Regions from separate parts of the Mus musculus genome. Here region 2 is linked to region 1. Evidence: chromatin loops called from intact Hi-C (ENCODE). Cell type or tissue: heart. All regions are shown on one strand.

The links. A loop is a pair of places that touch in the nucleus more often than their neighbours do. Peaks named below come from ENCODE experiments on the same cell type or tissue, not always from the same donor. Only the 100,000 strongest peaks of a DNase experiment are listed, where the experiment ranks them.
Region 2: a loop joins it to region 1, with 8 times the contacts of the local background. A loop is called at or near these places in 8 of 42 quality-filtered maps.

What each region holds. Positions count from the first base shown.
Region 1 is chr6:116,629,244-116,637,243 of GRCm38, reverse strand. Rassf4 (Ras association (RalGDS/AF-6) domain family member 4) reads left to right here. Exons shown (of 11, transcript NM_178045.4): 11 at 1-4,236. Among named protein-coding and RNA genes, the nearest start is that of Zfp422, 4.2 kb to the right of the region's middle. In heart, a CTCF peak has its summit at 4,911 (motif pointing left); DNase peaks (open chromatin) are centred at 1,843, 4,913 and 7,313; H3K4me3 peaks cover 218 bases; H3K27ac peaks cover 4,383 bases.
Region 2 is chr6:116,695,401-116,703,400 of GRCm38, reverse strand. It overlaps Tmem72 (transmembrane protein 72), which reads left to right. Exons shown (of 5, transcript NM_178768.4): 2 at 1,358-1,424; 3 at 5,009-5,080; 4 at 6,455-6,594; 5 at 7,872-8,000. Among named protein-coding and RNA genes, the nearest start is that of Tmem72, 17 kb to the left of the region's middle. In heart, a CTCF peak has its summit at 5,763 (motif pointing right); no DNase peak of the experiment used is centred here.

The DNA of each region.
Region 1 (8,000 bases):
GTGGTTTATATCAGTTTTGGGAATGATTGTCTAACAGCAAACTAAAGGCCAGCTTCTTCTCCTGAGGTCTGTGGACAGTGGATTTAAAGAGAAGTATGATGAAGGCCTTCGAAGACAGAGTTCCATCTTCAAGGCAGTGCATGTAGAAGCCACTCATGGAGCCCTGAAGAGCAGAGTGTGAGAACAGCTGTGCAGGGGGAAGCCACAAGGCAGGGTAGATGTCGCCTCTAGATTTTCCAGACCCAGCTCTGTTTCACAGAGATGCTCAGCTGCCAAGAGAGGTCTCTTGCCTCCTCCCCTCTTTGGCACTGTACTTTCTTCGGTGCTTAACAAACGCCTGTTGTGTTGAGCAGAAACTGCAGGACCAACCTTTCTTGTGCTTCTTCTTGTTGTGCTTATTGCCTTGATCTGTTTTTCTAATCCCCGAAGCTGTTGTACCACGCTATTAAGAGCTGCAGCTGACAGAGGAACCACCCACCTGTTGGAACCTGTCCACATTGACAGGACTTCTTCACCTCGTGCACGGTCTGAGAATTGGTGTGACGCCTGAGGCAAGGCTGCCCTGCTTTAGAACACAAGAAAGGACTCACTGGTGGTGGCCTGTGGATGGCCTGAGCAATAAAGTCATCCTAAATTGCAGAATTTTAGCATCAGAAGTGCAAAGGAATCTTCTAGCCAAAGACTCTGAAATTGAAAACCTGAACTGGATTTTTAGCCTCAAGACATCTGCCTGTCCGGTGCTCAGAGGTAATTAACTGACTTGACTGTTTTATGCCAGGCCTGTGCTAGACCCTGGAGGAACAAAGACAGAGCCTTGGTAATTCCTCTTCTGGAGGAGCAGACTTGGAGACAGTTATGCGCCTGATATTGAGTAGACAGCTAAGAGTGAATGGTACTGAATGGTACTGTAAGCCACGAGACAGCTTCCGTCCCTGACCCAGGAACTCACTCAGTGCTGGGGGAACCACTGACACAGGAAACCCTGGAAGTGGCCACCAACTTGGTGGTGTTTCACAGCTGTCCAAATATTACTTAAGGCTTTTTAAAATAAGTTTTACTTTCAAACTATTATCAAAACTAATTTCTGAATGACTAGAGTTTGGAAAAACTCTAGCAAGTTGCACAGAGCAGTGCTCTCTGCTGTGTTCCTCTGAAGTGTTCACAAATGTTAGACTGACCTGCCACATCTGCTCTTAGAGGACAACTGGAGAACCAACCTTTGCAGGGCATAACAACCCCAGAACTTGAGACTATGGAGGCTGTGGCTTCACAGTGCGCTTGGGCTATCACCTGCGATGGAGGTCACAGCCTTCTGGTGTGTTCTCCACTTCTCAGATGATAAAGGTATCTATAGATAAAGTGAAGATCCCGGTTAGAAAGGACTGTCTTCCAAAATAGATCTGTCCTCAGAGCTTCACATAGTAAACAGCACAGGTCGAAATCAGTGTGATTACAAGATTGCAAAAGTCCCGAGCTCAGGATAAACAGGGTTGTTTGTCCAGATCAAATGACCAGAACGGATCGGAAACAGGAGTAGGGGAAAGACTTGTTTTTCTAAAGCAATAATAACCTTTAGACTTTCTCAGTGACAAAACAAAGTCTTTCACCCAGAATACATCTGGCTTCTTGGTCACAGGGCAAGGAGAGAGGGCTTATTTACTCTACTCAGGTGATCTGGTAGGAACTGGAATTATGCCAGCTGCACTGTGTGAACACAGCTGCAGAGTGACAGGCCATGGAATGTCCTTATCAGGAGTACTCTGACTACCAGGTCCTCAGGCCCTCTGACCCTCATCAGTGGCAAGCAGGAAGTCTGCTAGGTCCCAGCCAGGCAGTAGCACGTTTCAAAACAACCAGACGCATGGACTATATTTAGGCCCCAAGAACTACACTTGGGTATTAGCCAGCTGCTGACGTGCCAGGAGCCTCACAGAGCCTGAGGTGGGGTTCTGTGCCCTCCAGCAGGGTTGGGACAATGGTTTGCTGCTAATCTAAGAACATGGCAATTCCCAGGGTTTCCTTTTTCATCCAGCCCAAGGGGCATAAGACAGTGCCTCAGGCTTGTCTAACTGACTCATTGTCCAGGCTCCTGGGCTGAAGGACCCACTTTGAGAGAAATAGAGCATGTTTGATCCCATACTCAGGCCATTCAAATGACCCGTCCTGCTGTCCCTGGACTGTGGGTCAGTTCTGCCCATGACAGCAGCACTCCTCACTGATACAGGGCTTACTCATGTACATGTACGTACACCTGCATGTGTAGCAAAACACTTATGTGAAGACCAGGGTCTAAGGAACAAAACCACAGAAAAGGGAAATTACTTTGCTAGGCTGTTTCTCAGCTGTTGTTGTTGTTGTTGTTGTTGTTCTACATTTCTTGTTCTATAATGTTCTTTAAATATTCAACCCACTCTGGGTAAGTGGCCCCTGTGGTGCAGATCTCCAGAGAAGCTACAGTCACTGAACTAAGACTCCCCAGAAAGAAAATCTGCTAGGTGCCCAGGCTGTGGCCTCTCCTCTTACCCTTTGTCTTCTTCTCCCTTTGTCTGAGGACTACATGTGACTGTTCCTCATAATTTAATTTACTTAAAAATGACGTGGTTCCAAAACTTGACTCTGTTAAGTGTGTGCATGCGGCTGTTTCGCCACATCTGGTCCTCGTGTGTGAGAACCAGCTGCCAAAGGCAGAAGGTGCTGTGAATCGAACCGGAGGCACAGATCGACCCCAGAGTGCAGAGTGTAACTTATGGATTCACAGGCTTCCTTCCGTGGCCTGAGAAGCAACAAGGCAGAAGATCCTCATATCTCAAGTAGGAGTAAGACGTTTCTACATCACTCCAGACAAGTGTGGGCTGCAGTTAACCAGTATATACCACATCTCTCTCCAAAGCTGTTGTCACATCCAGTATGAGTTAAGAATACTGTGTGTCAGTGACCAGCACAGAGTGCTTGGGTATCCTAACAGCTTTGTCTCACAGGGCTGGTGATGTGGGCCAAGGTCAGCTGGTAGGCAATATGGCAGGTATAGTGAGCATGCCTTTCATCACGTCAGACTGGATTCTACACTGGGGAAGTTACTTGCCTCAATTTCCCCATCAGTCAGATAGGGGTAAACATGGTTCCTAGCTCTCAAGGTTACTGAGAGTCATAGCTTTATTGCCATAACAAGGCCAGAAATCTCAGCATCACAGGAGACTATACATCTCTCAGAAACTGTGGGACTATATAGTACCCATGGTGTGTTCTGATCGATCCTGGATCCCCGGACTCCTTGGGACATGCTATTGAAGCAGAGTGACGGTGGGAGCGTGTGTATCGGGGCTGCTTCTGGGCCACTGTGTTGCCTCCATCCGTTCTTGAGCAGTGTTGAGTCCCCTAGTAAAGTCCTCATCTGGAGCTACACACTCTAGGTTGTGTGGGGCTCAACCTTCCTAATGCTCCAATCCTTTAATACACTTCCTCATGGTGTGAAGACCTCCCGACCATAATAATTACTTTTGTTGCTGCTTCGCAACTGTAATTCTGCTACTGTTATGTATGAATCGCAGTGTAAATATCTGATATTACCAGTGGTCTTCGTCGACCCCTGAAAGGGATCATCAGACCCCAAAGGGGTTGTGACAACCCACAGGTTGAGAATTGCTGCACTGGGGACTCTGAGAATTGCCCCCACCCCCCAATACAGAAAAGAACAAAGATCAAAGAAGATGTCCCACACAGCCATTATGGTCGTGCTATGGTAGTGTTAAAGAACTTAAAGGTTCCTCAGACCTGGCTGAAGTGTAGCAATCGGATGTGTTATGCTAACATATGACCCAGGGCATGGGGCTTTGATTGCTCACACCGCTTTTCTTTGCCACTTTGATGCTCGTGTCCTTTCCTGGCCCAGGCCTCTCCCCAGGCTTCCCTCCCAGTCTTTCCACTCACAGTGGCTTTGCTCCTTTCTTTCCTCACATTTGTCTCCTTCCAAAACGCCACCACTCTTTGACTGCCTGCCTAATCTCAATCCCTTTGGGCCTTTTGTAGCTGATGTAGCTGTTTTTTCTATACAGGCAAGAAGGATGCTCTCTCTACCTTTAAGTGAGGCAACAAAGACTTACGACTCATGACTAGTAGTCTCAGTGCATTTTGGCTCTTGCATTTTTTCCTAGTCCACCAGTGCCCACCACCATTGCTCACCGCTGGCACCAACCACGTATGACAACAGTTTAGTAATAAAATTAGCAATAAATCATGTTTCTCGTGTGTTACTGTTTAGTCTCTATCATTGGAATAAAACACAAACCACAAGTAATTTAGGGGAACAATGATTTATTTCAGCCATCAGGTCCATCACTGAGGGGAAGACAGGGCAGGAACTTGAAGCAGAAATCATGGAGGAGTGCTGTTTGCTGGCTTTCTCACAGGCCTCTTCTTAGCTAGCTTTCTTATGTAGTTCAAGACTATTACCCAAGGAATGGTGCTACTTACAGCAGTCTGGGTCCTTCTATATCACCTAATAAGAAAATTCCCCACAGACATGCCCATCTCAGATGATTTTAAGCTGTGTCAACTTGACAATTAAAGCTAATGAGATGGGCTGGAGAGGTGGGTCAGGGGTTAAGAACAGTGACTGCTCTTCCAGAGGTCCTGAGTTCAATTCCCAGCATTCACATGGTGGTTCACAACCATCTGTAATGGGCTCTGATACCATGTTCTGGTACGTCTGAAGACAGCTACAGAGTACTCATATAAATAAAAATAAATACATCTTTTTTTAAAAAGCTAATGAGAACAACGCTGTGCATTAATTCATTCCAGCTTTGATAAAGTTCATATAGTGTCTGGCTTATTGAGTTGTTGACCATTATGCAGATCAAACATCATTAAGCTCAGGGCTCTGGCATCTGCAGAAACAGCTCCCTCTGCTGGCCAGAACTCTTCAGCCAGAGACAGGAACTCCTGAAGCAACTGTCTGGCCTTCATTTACCTATTGGCCAAGGCAGATACAGTGAGCCCTGCTTTGTAGGACTGTGGCTAGAAGAGAATAAGGGAAATATTGAAGTAAGCAGAGAAGCATCTTACCAGTTTGTTGATGCAACAAATGTGTACTGAGAACCTCCTGCCTGCTGAGCATGGTTCTTAGCCCTGCAAATACAACCAAGAACCTGACAAACCGTGTCAGACCTCATGTGCCACAGTCAGGTCATTGGCTTTTGTTTTGAGATGGGAAGACTTTGGGAGGCTTTGGACCCATGAAAGGCATGATCTAATTTGGTTTTCAGAGGGTGACACTGAGCTCCGAAAGGACATTTGTCAGGAAGCAAATGCAGTCGCAGGGGCGGGGAGGGGGACGATGACACTGACACTTGAGGCTCTGTGGAGATTGCAGGAAAGGGGCTTTGTTCTGAACACACACTGTGAAGACAGGCCCAGAACAATCTGTGAAAGTGAGGGATGGGGAGCTGGAGAGATCCCTGCCAGGCAGGCAGTTAGGGAAAGGGGTCACAGATAAATAAAAAAGTTGGCAGACTCCCAGCCTCTTTCTCACCTTTCTGACCTGAGACAGAGGCCAGGTGGAACTTTCTTCAGGCAGCAGGAACCTCCCTCTGGCTGACCCGTCCAGGCTGCTTAGATATGTTCAAGGCCAATCCTGAGCATGTTTACCTAGAGCTGCGGGTCTGTCCGCTCCCTGTTCTGTCTAAACTGTCTCCGTTAGAGTTTCTATTGCTGGAATGAAACACCATCACCAAAGCAACTTGGGGAGGAAAGGGTTTATTTCATCTTACACTTCCAGGTAAGAGTCCATTCCTGAAGAAAGCCATGGTAGGAACTCAAGCCGGGCAGAAACCTAGAATCAGGATCTGATGGAGAAGTCAAGAAGAGCTGCTCACTGCCTTCCTCCCCAGGGCTCACTCAGCTTGTGCTCTTAAATACCCCAGAATCACCTGCCTAGGCTGACACCACCTACACTGAGCTGGGCCCACTGACAACAACTGTTAATTGAAAAAAAAAAATGCCCTACAGATATGCCTACAGGAAGAACATAAGGGGATGAAAGGGGTTGTTTCTCAACTGAGAGTTCCTCTTCCCAAATGACTCTAGCTGGGTCAAGGTAGTATAACACCAAACAGGACATTAGCCAGTATGAAATGAGGAGAGTGAGAACTCAACCTGGGGAACCCAAAAGCCCCCCCCCCCATGAGGAAAATGATAGAGAACAGGGCGCTGATAGCCCCACGTGAGGAAAATGGATTTTGGTTTCTGAATCCCCTTTCCACCTTGTGGAGAGTCTTTCTTTCTGTGTGCTTTTCAGTAGCTGTCTCCGGGGCCTGCTTTCTCACTGACTTTAACTGGGGGATGGGTGGGTCCACCACTTCCTTTTCCAATGCTCGTGTGTGTGTGTGTGTGTGTGTGTGTGTGTGTGTATGTGTGTGTGTTGTGGTTGTTGTTGTTCTGTTTTTTTTACCTTTTTGTGTCTTGGATTTTTTTCTCTTTTATTTCTTTAGCTGGTGAGAAAACACCCAGCCAAGACCCCCAGATGGCACCAGAAGGGTTGTTTGTAAGTTTAGAGTAGGGGAGACCATGACAAGAGTGACATTGAGGATTTTGGCTTGAGCAGCTGGAGTGAAGGCACGGTTGTCAATTGCTGGGCGGAGACTATCGAGGGACAGAACGTTTGATGTGCCATGCTCACTGCGCATTCAAACGGGATCCCAAGCAATCGGATCCAGGAGCCTGGAGCTCTGGAGAGTTGCACATGTCAATGGGTCAAGAGAGTTTATGCTGGGACCAAATATAAATGACCGTGGCCCAGAAACAGATTTAGGTTACCTCAAATCCCAGGCCCCAACATGGAAGCAGTTTCATGAAGTTTCATAGTAATAGAATAAAGAAAGTTGCAAAACAAGACACTTTGGAACACACTAGTGGAAGCATGGAGTGGGAGGTTATAGCAGCATGGAGGAACCTCAGCTGCAGGCTTCCGCTATCAGATGACTCTTGGACTTCTGGTTGTAGAAAATCAGTTTTGTTAAATTAGCACATCCCAAAATATTTTTTACCTGTCAGTCACAGGATGTCAGGTCAAAAGTGGGCAAAGTAGTGGTTATTTCCATGGCTAGAGATACCTCAAACTCTGTTATGACTGGGCTCCGGACCTACGACACTCCCAAACCCTCCATAACCACAGAAGCTCACTTATCTGGCCAGCCGCGCAGAAGAGTGCTGCTTCTCTGCAGGAAGTTGCATTTATGGACACCAGGATCAGCCAAGGTCGCCAGTGAGGGGAGTCTGCCTTAATGCGATGAATCTGAAGCCATTAGAACTCCCCTGGGAAGGAAGCATGTGTGCCTTTCCAAACCGAGTTGTTCACTCACAGTGTGAGCGGGAGCAGAATTCCTCTCCAAGCTGGGGTTCCTGCCCAGTACACTGAACGCATTCATTTTCCTCTGATAGGAGTGGCTGATGCAAAGTCACGGCTCTCTCCTCAAAGTCATGAGTTTTATTCAGAGGCCAAACACAAGTGATGATGGCCCAGGGAACACAGATTTAGATTACCCAAACTCCGCCTTTCAACCTGCAACCAAATTCATGAAGGTTTGACAGTAACAGAACAAAGAAAGCCATAAATCAAGATACTTTTAAATTCATTTGTAGAAACATCAGAGAGGTGGGTTAGAGCTCTGTTTAGACATCTCAGCTATAGATGTCATCTAACATAGTATTCTTGGCCTTTTGATTGGAGAATGGGATTTTGTGTTTTATCTGTCAGGATGTTGCACATCCTTCCATAGAAGTGGACAAGGAATGGATGCATCCCAAGATGAATACTAATTATGCTCTGGACCTGCAACATCCCAACCTCTCTTCACCACCGCCGTTTTAATCAATCAGTCAGCCTGTGCGGACAGTGTCCTCCAGAAATTTCACGGGCCTTTTGGTGATATAAGGCGACCCGTGAAAAACATAAGTAACACCTTAGGCTGAAGTTATTTCTCTAGACTAGATACTCAGTACTA
Region 2 (8,000 bases), 66 kb before region 1:
TAAAGGATCTAGTAAGGGTCTAGTAATATAGGTCAGTGGCTAAGAGTTTGCCTAGCATAAACAAGGCCCTAGATTTGCTCTCCAACTCTGAAAAAACAGAGAGAAAATAAAGGAAGGAAAAGAAAAGTATCAGGTACAAAATAGGTGAATTCTACTGCCTCAAGGAAGCTCTCCCCAAACAGGCAGATTAGAACTAAACAACAAATTCCAAGGTTTCCTTGAAATCTCTTCCAGAAGTTTCTACCATAAATTCAGGCCTTTCCCCATGCCGCTTCTCCATCCTGGCTCACCTATCAGTTGCATGGACCTCAGCACACAAAGGATGCTTCTGGGCCATGCTAGGAATCTCCCCAACTTCCTCTGTTAACAAACCTTACTGTTTCAGGGAATGCATATCAACAGGTTCAACATCTCTGCCCTATACTGGAAAAGGCAAAAGCATGTGTCATGGTGGCCCCAGGCATTCCATTTTAACACCTGATAGAGTGTTATGAGGACATAGGCAATGGCCAATGGAGCCATGATAAGAGCTAGTCTATTCTTATCAGCCTTCTCAAGAGGAAAGAATATGCCGATTTTCTTATTTTTGCTTCATAAACAAATGTACTCACTGTGGACAAAGAGCCCTTCCACTCGCTATCTGACATTGCTTATTGATTTTCCTATCTTGGTTCCTACTTGAAGCCTTGTCAGCGCACAAGTAGCCCAGAAGTCCAATCCTTCTAACTGCATCTTGCAAAGCACCCTCTGTTACTCTTCTAGGAGCTCAGAGGGGCTAAGGCCAACAAGGGAGTAAATATCTCCTTGTATTTACAGTGAGCATCTCTTTCAGTTCTGAGTTAGTGCTTGTTTGATTATGAGAGTCACCTTCAGAATGAACATCCCCTTAATTCTAGGCACCTTCTGAATTTTGGGGCGACTATCTTATGTTTGTGGAAGCCACATGTCAGCCACAAGCTCAGTGATCCAGGCAAGAGAGTAAAACCTAGGTAATTTTCACCCATGGCAGGCCGTAAAACACATACAGTGGCCTGGCCCAGAATGGCAAGTCTTGGAAGCCACCACAGAGATGAGTCATGAACCTGAAGTTCAGGCAGTCTCTAGGGCACATGGACCTTGAATGGCTCCTGTGCTATATGGTCAGGGTATTCTTCGGGCTCTTCCTGGGGTTTTCAGGGACTGCCTGGAAGCCTTCCTGCTCTCTTTACCTAACCACAGCTGTCAGTACACATGGAAGGGGACTGTCCTAGCCCTCAGACCTCAGGAAGAAACGCATGCCTCAGCCAAGAGTCCTCACAGGACAATGCTGTGGAGTGGTCTGCCCAGACCCACTGTCTTGTCTCCTCTTCCCCTGCAGTGTTGATTGGAGTGGGCACCGAGACCTTCCTCCGGGGGCGGTTCAAAAGCCTGGCCTTCTATCTGCTGTGAGTATGAGAACCCACTCTCCCTGCCTGCATGTTCCAGCTCACCCATGCCTGTCTACTCAGAGTAACACAGGGTAACCCACTTCCTTTGCTAATTTCTCCCCATCCAGAGGTGGAGCCGCAGTAGATGCTAAGGTAAGTCCTGGTTTGGGAAGATTCCATAAATCAGCCAGCATCTTTCCATACACTCACAGACGCATCTGCCCAACCTTCCACACATCTACCTGTCCATCATCTATCCATGAATCTACCTCATCAATACATCCTACCTACTAAATATACCCATTTATAGATGCATCTATTTCTCATCAAATCACTCCTCCATCTACCAATCCATCCACCCACCACGTTTCCACCTACCCATTCTACAGACTTACCTACTCACCTGCTCATCTGACTACTTAGTCCCTTATCCATCCATCCATCCATCCATCCATCCACCTACCCACACAACCATCTATCTACCCTTTTATGCACCATCTACTCATCTACCTACCCATTCTAACATCTATGAGTCCCTATAATCATTTCCTTATTCAGCCAACACCAATGCATATATGTGTGTACATATATACATATACATAGTTCTCTTTCATGGCAAGTACAGTTCATTGTCTTATGTACATTACATCATTTAGCTTAGCACCATGAGAGGCATGCACAGTGTCCTAGTTGAAGAGATGGTCAAATTCAGGACTAAGCAGCCAACCTAAGTCATTGAGCTAGTGAGCAACAGATCTCGTATTAAGGCCTGGGACTCTGCCTCCCAAGCTGGCTCTACCTTTCCACCACCAGCTGCTCCAATATACCTTAGCATGAAAGAAATGGCTGTGCAGGGATGTCACAGACAGTGAGGGAGTTGGATTCCCTGAGCCAATGACAACCCTGCCCTAGGCTGCTAGCAAAAGGAATGTTGGAGGAAGGATCTGTGTCCCAGCTGTACAATCTCTCAACTGCCTCTTTCTGCCCACAAGGACTCAGGATGCATCTGCTGACATTCCCTCCCCCTCATTAACATATCCTGCACTTTTGTGGCTGATCTTTGCCCTGGCCTGCCATTCTACCCCCTATCTCCATGTAGGCTCTGTGCTGCCCCTGAAAATTTCACATCTGCCACCTTCCAGCTGTGGTCCACCTTCAGAGCTCATGTCTACATTGCTAACTTATTTCTTGACACTTGGCTGCACCTGGGGACTTCTGGCCCTCTCTACTGCCTGGTCGTCATGCTCTGTGTACCCATGGAGCACTCAAGTGCACACAACACATCTCAGTGCCGTCAAGGCACTGTCTCCCTGGGTCCCTGCAGCAACGGTGAACCTTCCTCCTCTCCAAATACTGGTAATGCACCAGTGTGGTTCATTAGGTAATGAGGATACCTTCTGCCCTCAGTGCCAGCTCTTCCTTAGGGCTCTGTCCTGTCTTGAAAGGACTCAGTGCCCAGGCAGTCATCCTTGGGTCCATTCCAGCTTCAAGTCTCCCTGCCCCTCACACTCACCCAATTTGACACCCACATATCAGCACCAGTCCTTGTCCTGCCATCCCTCACTCCCTCCCTCACTAGCACCTTACAGAAAGTCTGAATGAGTCACTTACCCACCAAGTCTCAATTGCCCTCTGCCCCAGGATGTAGGAAATGGCTCTGCTGAGAGTTTCTGCAAAGCACATGGCTTTGAGTGCTTCTTAGTCTCACAATCTCCAAAGTTTGGGGATGATTCCCATCTGTCACCTGCCACCGATGAGCTGTGTAGTTCTGGCTAAGGGTCTGGGCCTCAGCTTCCTCATTCATAACTGACATTAGTATAACTGCTGATCATAAAAGCATTGCAAAGATCAAAGGAGTCGATTTCTATAAGGCTTCTAGGTTGTGATTGGCACATTCCAATCATTATGTTCCCATCATTTTAAAACTAAAGGGGGAAGAATTGGGCAGATGCTGAGGAAAGCAAGAAAAGGAAGAAATTAAATATTATAATCACACAGAGAGGGAAAGCATCTATGTAAATTTAGTTACATTCTAAGCACAGCTCTAAGAAACCTGTAGACATCTACTCATCTAATTGGTAATAATTTCATTGATGAAGCCTTATAGTTACCCCTGGTTTACAGGTGAGAAACTGAGTCACAGAAAGGCCAAGTCTCTACATACATGCACACAGCTGATCAGTAACAGAAGCAGACCCATGACCCTAAGGAAACAATGGTCCTGAACCCCCTATTGCATCTACCCTCACTACCTTTCACCTCGATGGGTATTCACGGGCACTCCTCCATAAGTCCTGCCCAGGGTGGGCCCAGGTCTCACATGCTAATTATACAGAGAAATCCTTTAGAAGCTCGTAGACATTGTGATAACAAGAGTTCACCAAATGGGCAACAGAGGGAAGGTAAGACCTTCCAAAAAATGGCCAGCTTGTACAAAGGCCCTGTACTACCTATGGATACTCATAAGGGGATTTAAATGGTATGTAGTTTCTATGGACCAGGAATGCTCTTCAAACAAAAATTGAAGCTTTATTCACAAGGATTCTAAATATATAAAATTGAGAGAAGTCAAACAGAAAAAAACCTTTGATTTCACATCTGCCTGAGGAGACAGATTTTAGAATGCCTGGAGCATGGACATTCTGGATGAGGGCAAACACCTTCAGATCAGTGTGTCCCAGAGGCCTTGCCAGCCTGGTGGTGATAATGGAGGAATAGGAGATACAGGCTAGTGAGTCAAGAAAGCCAAGGGACAGAGCCTGAGGCCAGAGAGAATGGAATTGTATCTGAAGGAATTTCAAGAAGGCACTTATCAGCTCTGGGTGGGTAAACTATTGGAAAAGAAGACGGGGGGGGGGGGGGATCGTCATCAGGACCATCCTAGTTTGCTTTCTGTTGCTGTGATAAAGACCACAACCAAAAGCACCTTGTGGAGGGTCCATTTATCTTACCCTTCCATGCACAATCTATTACAAAGGAACGTCATGGCCGGAACTCAAGGAAGGCACCTGGATACAGGAACTGAAGCAGACACTATAGAGGAAAGCTGTTTACCACCTAGTTCACCATGGCTTGTGATTTTTTTTTTAATACAATGCAGGACTACCTGCCCAGGAGTGGCACCACCCACAATGGGCTGGACCCTCCCACATCAATCACAAGTCTAGAAAATGTCCACAGACTTGCCTACAGGCCAGTGTGATGGAGGCATCTTCTCAGTTGAGGTTCCCTCTTCCCAGATAACTGTAGCTTGTGCCAGGTTGACAAAATAGCTAACCAGCACAGTGCCCAAACTCAAGGCTGGATCAGCAGGCAAAGAACACACCTTCCAGTGTCCACTTAAAATACCGAGTACAGGCCATCTTACCTGCTGGCCTCAGCTTCTTCCTCACCTCTCCTCCAGCCACTCTAGTCAAGACCTGTGTGCCATCTAGGCAGCACTGGTGGGATGTTTAATGGAGACATGAATAGATGGGGGCAGGGATCCTGGCCAGTGTGTCGGTGAAGATGTCTGGGAATCAGAGGAGACATAGGCAGACAACCTTGATAAATCAATGGGGGACCCACAGGGGGGCCTCCCTCACATTTTTCCCCCCTCACAGGTTTACAGGAGTCACCATCTCTGTGTGTGAAGGGACCTACTTTGTGGCTCAACTCTTGGCCATCTGCTTCAAGTGAGTAGCCTCCAGGAGTAATCTTTACATCCCTTCCCAGTCCAGCCCCAGACAGATCCCTCACCTGCAGGCCATGGCTGAGGTTGTCCTGCTGGGCCACTGTGGACCGGTTCTCCTTCCAGAAGCAGGCAAGACCAGGACTGGAGATGGCTGAGGTCAGCACAGTTCCATCACCTGCTTTCTGTTGTTCTCGGCTGGACAAATCCAGTCGGAGCTTGACTCTACCCAGACTCCCTGGAAAAGTCAGCTTTCCCTACCCCAGGGCATTCAGTCTCTGGGCCAGTATCCAGGTTGTCCACTCCAAGTGGAAGGCTCAGCTTGCAGGTGACAGAGCTGTGTGGAGTAACTGGCTCTGCCTCTTCCAGCATTCAGACCACAAAGGCAACACTGTTGCCTAGCCGGTGCTCACTGTGTCAAAATGGCCATCAGTGTGGTAAGGGCTCAGACCCTGGACTGTGGCTAACAAAGCCCAGGTAGCCAGGTTCTCAAATGGTCAGTGAGATCCAGACCTTAGCACTTTGGGGTCTAGTACCTGCTTCTGAGGCTCAGCCTTTAGGCAGAAGCATGCTCCCCTTTGTGCTGAATTGTATCTCAAAGGATTCTTGACACTGCAGGGATGTGCAGAAATGTTTTAGTCTCAGAGTCCTGTCTGCATCATCTCCCACTGCACAAGGACATGAACATATACACCCACAGACCGACACCAGATGGTGCCAAGGAGCTATAGCAGGCAAGGTCCTGTGGACAGTGATGCTCTGAGAGCATCAAAGGTCCAAGGACAGGCATTGTCTTAGTTTGCCTGTAAGGAAACCTATAGGCCACGTCCCTAAAGAAATCTGCTCAGCATCAGGGCTCTGCCTTTACCCTGAATGATCCCTGTGTGTCAGTTTTAAAAAATGAAGCTTTTCCAGGCCTGTTCTGCCCTGTGCCTGGCAGGGTACAGCGAGCATGATGCAGCCAAATCCCAGTATGTTTATTCTTTGTGTAGTGTGCAGTGTTCCATCCACACAGTGATCCTGGGGTGATGGCTCTTGTACTGTACTGTTACTTGTACATTAAAGACTTCCCCCAAATTCCAAAGACTTCCATCAGCTTCCCTTTCCTGTTGGTCAAAACCATGGCTGAAAGCACACATGGGTTGCAAGAAGCCTGTGGACCCTCTGGGGTGTCCCAAGGAAGCCTCCTAACCAGAGAACCTAGTGTGAGGACCCTGGGCTTCTGTGACTCCATCCCCTGCAGATACTCCATCAAGGGCTACTGCAGAGATCACAGATACTGCAGGGCTCAGCCCCAGGCTCCCACGGCCTTCTGCTGAGCTGGGACTTTGGGGTAATGATTTCTACTAACCTGATAATGCTGAACCCCATCCCCCAGGTGCCAGCCGGGGTCTCTGGCACACAGAGCGAAGGAGAGGGCCCACTGGCTGGGCTGCTTCCAGAAGTTCCTCGCCTACATGCTGCTGTCAGTGGCCTGCTTCCTCCACCCTGTCCTGGTCTGGCATGTGACCATTCCAGGTAGGAGCACCAGGGGTAGTGGACATATGTGGGTCCTTCACAGATGTGACCTAAGTAGGAGGAGCAGGTTCTGTCTCTCAGAGTCCCTACCAGCCTGTCTACCCTCTCTGACCCAGTATGTGAGCATGACTGTCAGATGTCCACTATGCTGACCAAGCAGTGGGAACATCCTGAGGTGAAGCCCTCCTGGACGTAGCCATCCAGAGGTTGGACCTTTGACCGGGACTCTGAGTTGTCTTCTCTCTGGCCACTTTCAAAGAGTGAAATGGCTAATCCTCAGCCCAGACCCTTGCATATCTCCTGGCTACCTACCCACTCGGCTGTAAGCTCCAGGCTTGGGTTAGGAAGGCACACTAAACAGCATGTCAGCTTATCTTCTGTTCCTCCTCCTAGTGCCTTGCAGGGTGGCTCAATTTCTAACCCCAGAACTGACATCCATCCCCACCTCTACATTTCTGTCTCTTACCTTCTTTTCTACAACCCTCCTTTTGATTTCTCTTTATTTATACATACACTGCCCTCCCAGGGCCCATCAGAAAGACCAAAAGAGCCCCTGACTAAACTGAAGGAGACTAAGCTCTCCTCTTTAGCAAATGTGCCACGGCCCCTGAAGAAAGTAATAGAAGGATCCACCCTGACACTGAGTGAACCACAAGCCCTGCCCTCTGAAAAGGCAGACTGAAGAGACCCTAGGACTGGTGGGCACTGGTGGTCAGGTTCCTGGCTTCTGCAGACCCTGTAGCAGAGTCTACAGGCTAGCCCAGATGATTCATGAGCAGTAGTCTCTGTGCCACTGAACATGAGAAATTCACATCTCCCCAAGCTCACTGGGTGAGGACTAGGGGAATCTCCACATTTCTGAGAGTGAGAAGACATCCAACAAATCCAACATCCCCAGCAGAATCCATATCTAGCAAAGCCATCACACATGCCTGCCCTTGATAATCCACCCCAAGAGGGAAACTGAAGGTGTAATGAAGTCAATACCAAGACCAACTCTCCATATGGAGGGGATGTGGGGCACAGAGAGCAGACAGATCCCTTCCTTTGTACCCTGGCCCCCCACAGCACTGGTCCTCTTTGAACCTTTAAGCTGTGTCATGCCATCATATCAGCCCCAGAGTCTGGTGTGGGTGTGTGAAGGCTAGACCTATCAGGGTGCTGAGCATGGCTGTACAGTACAGTACAGCAGTGGTGCTTTTGATAGGCTTGCTCTACCTCTGATTTTCCTCCATGGCATGTCTGTCCAGTGTCTTGACCTCCCAGATCTTTTTCAGGCTCCATGTTAATCATCACTGGCCTGGCCTACTTCCTGCTGAGCAAGCGAAAGAAAAAAAAGGCTGCTCCAGAGGTGGCACCCCCCACAGAGCAGTACACAGACCCTTCCAGCAGCGTCGTGAGCACCA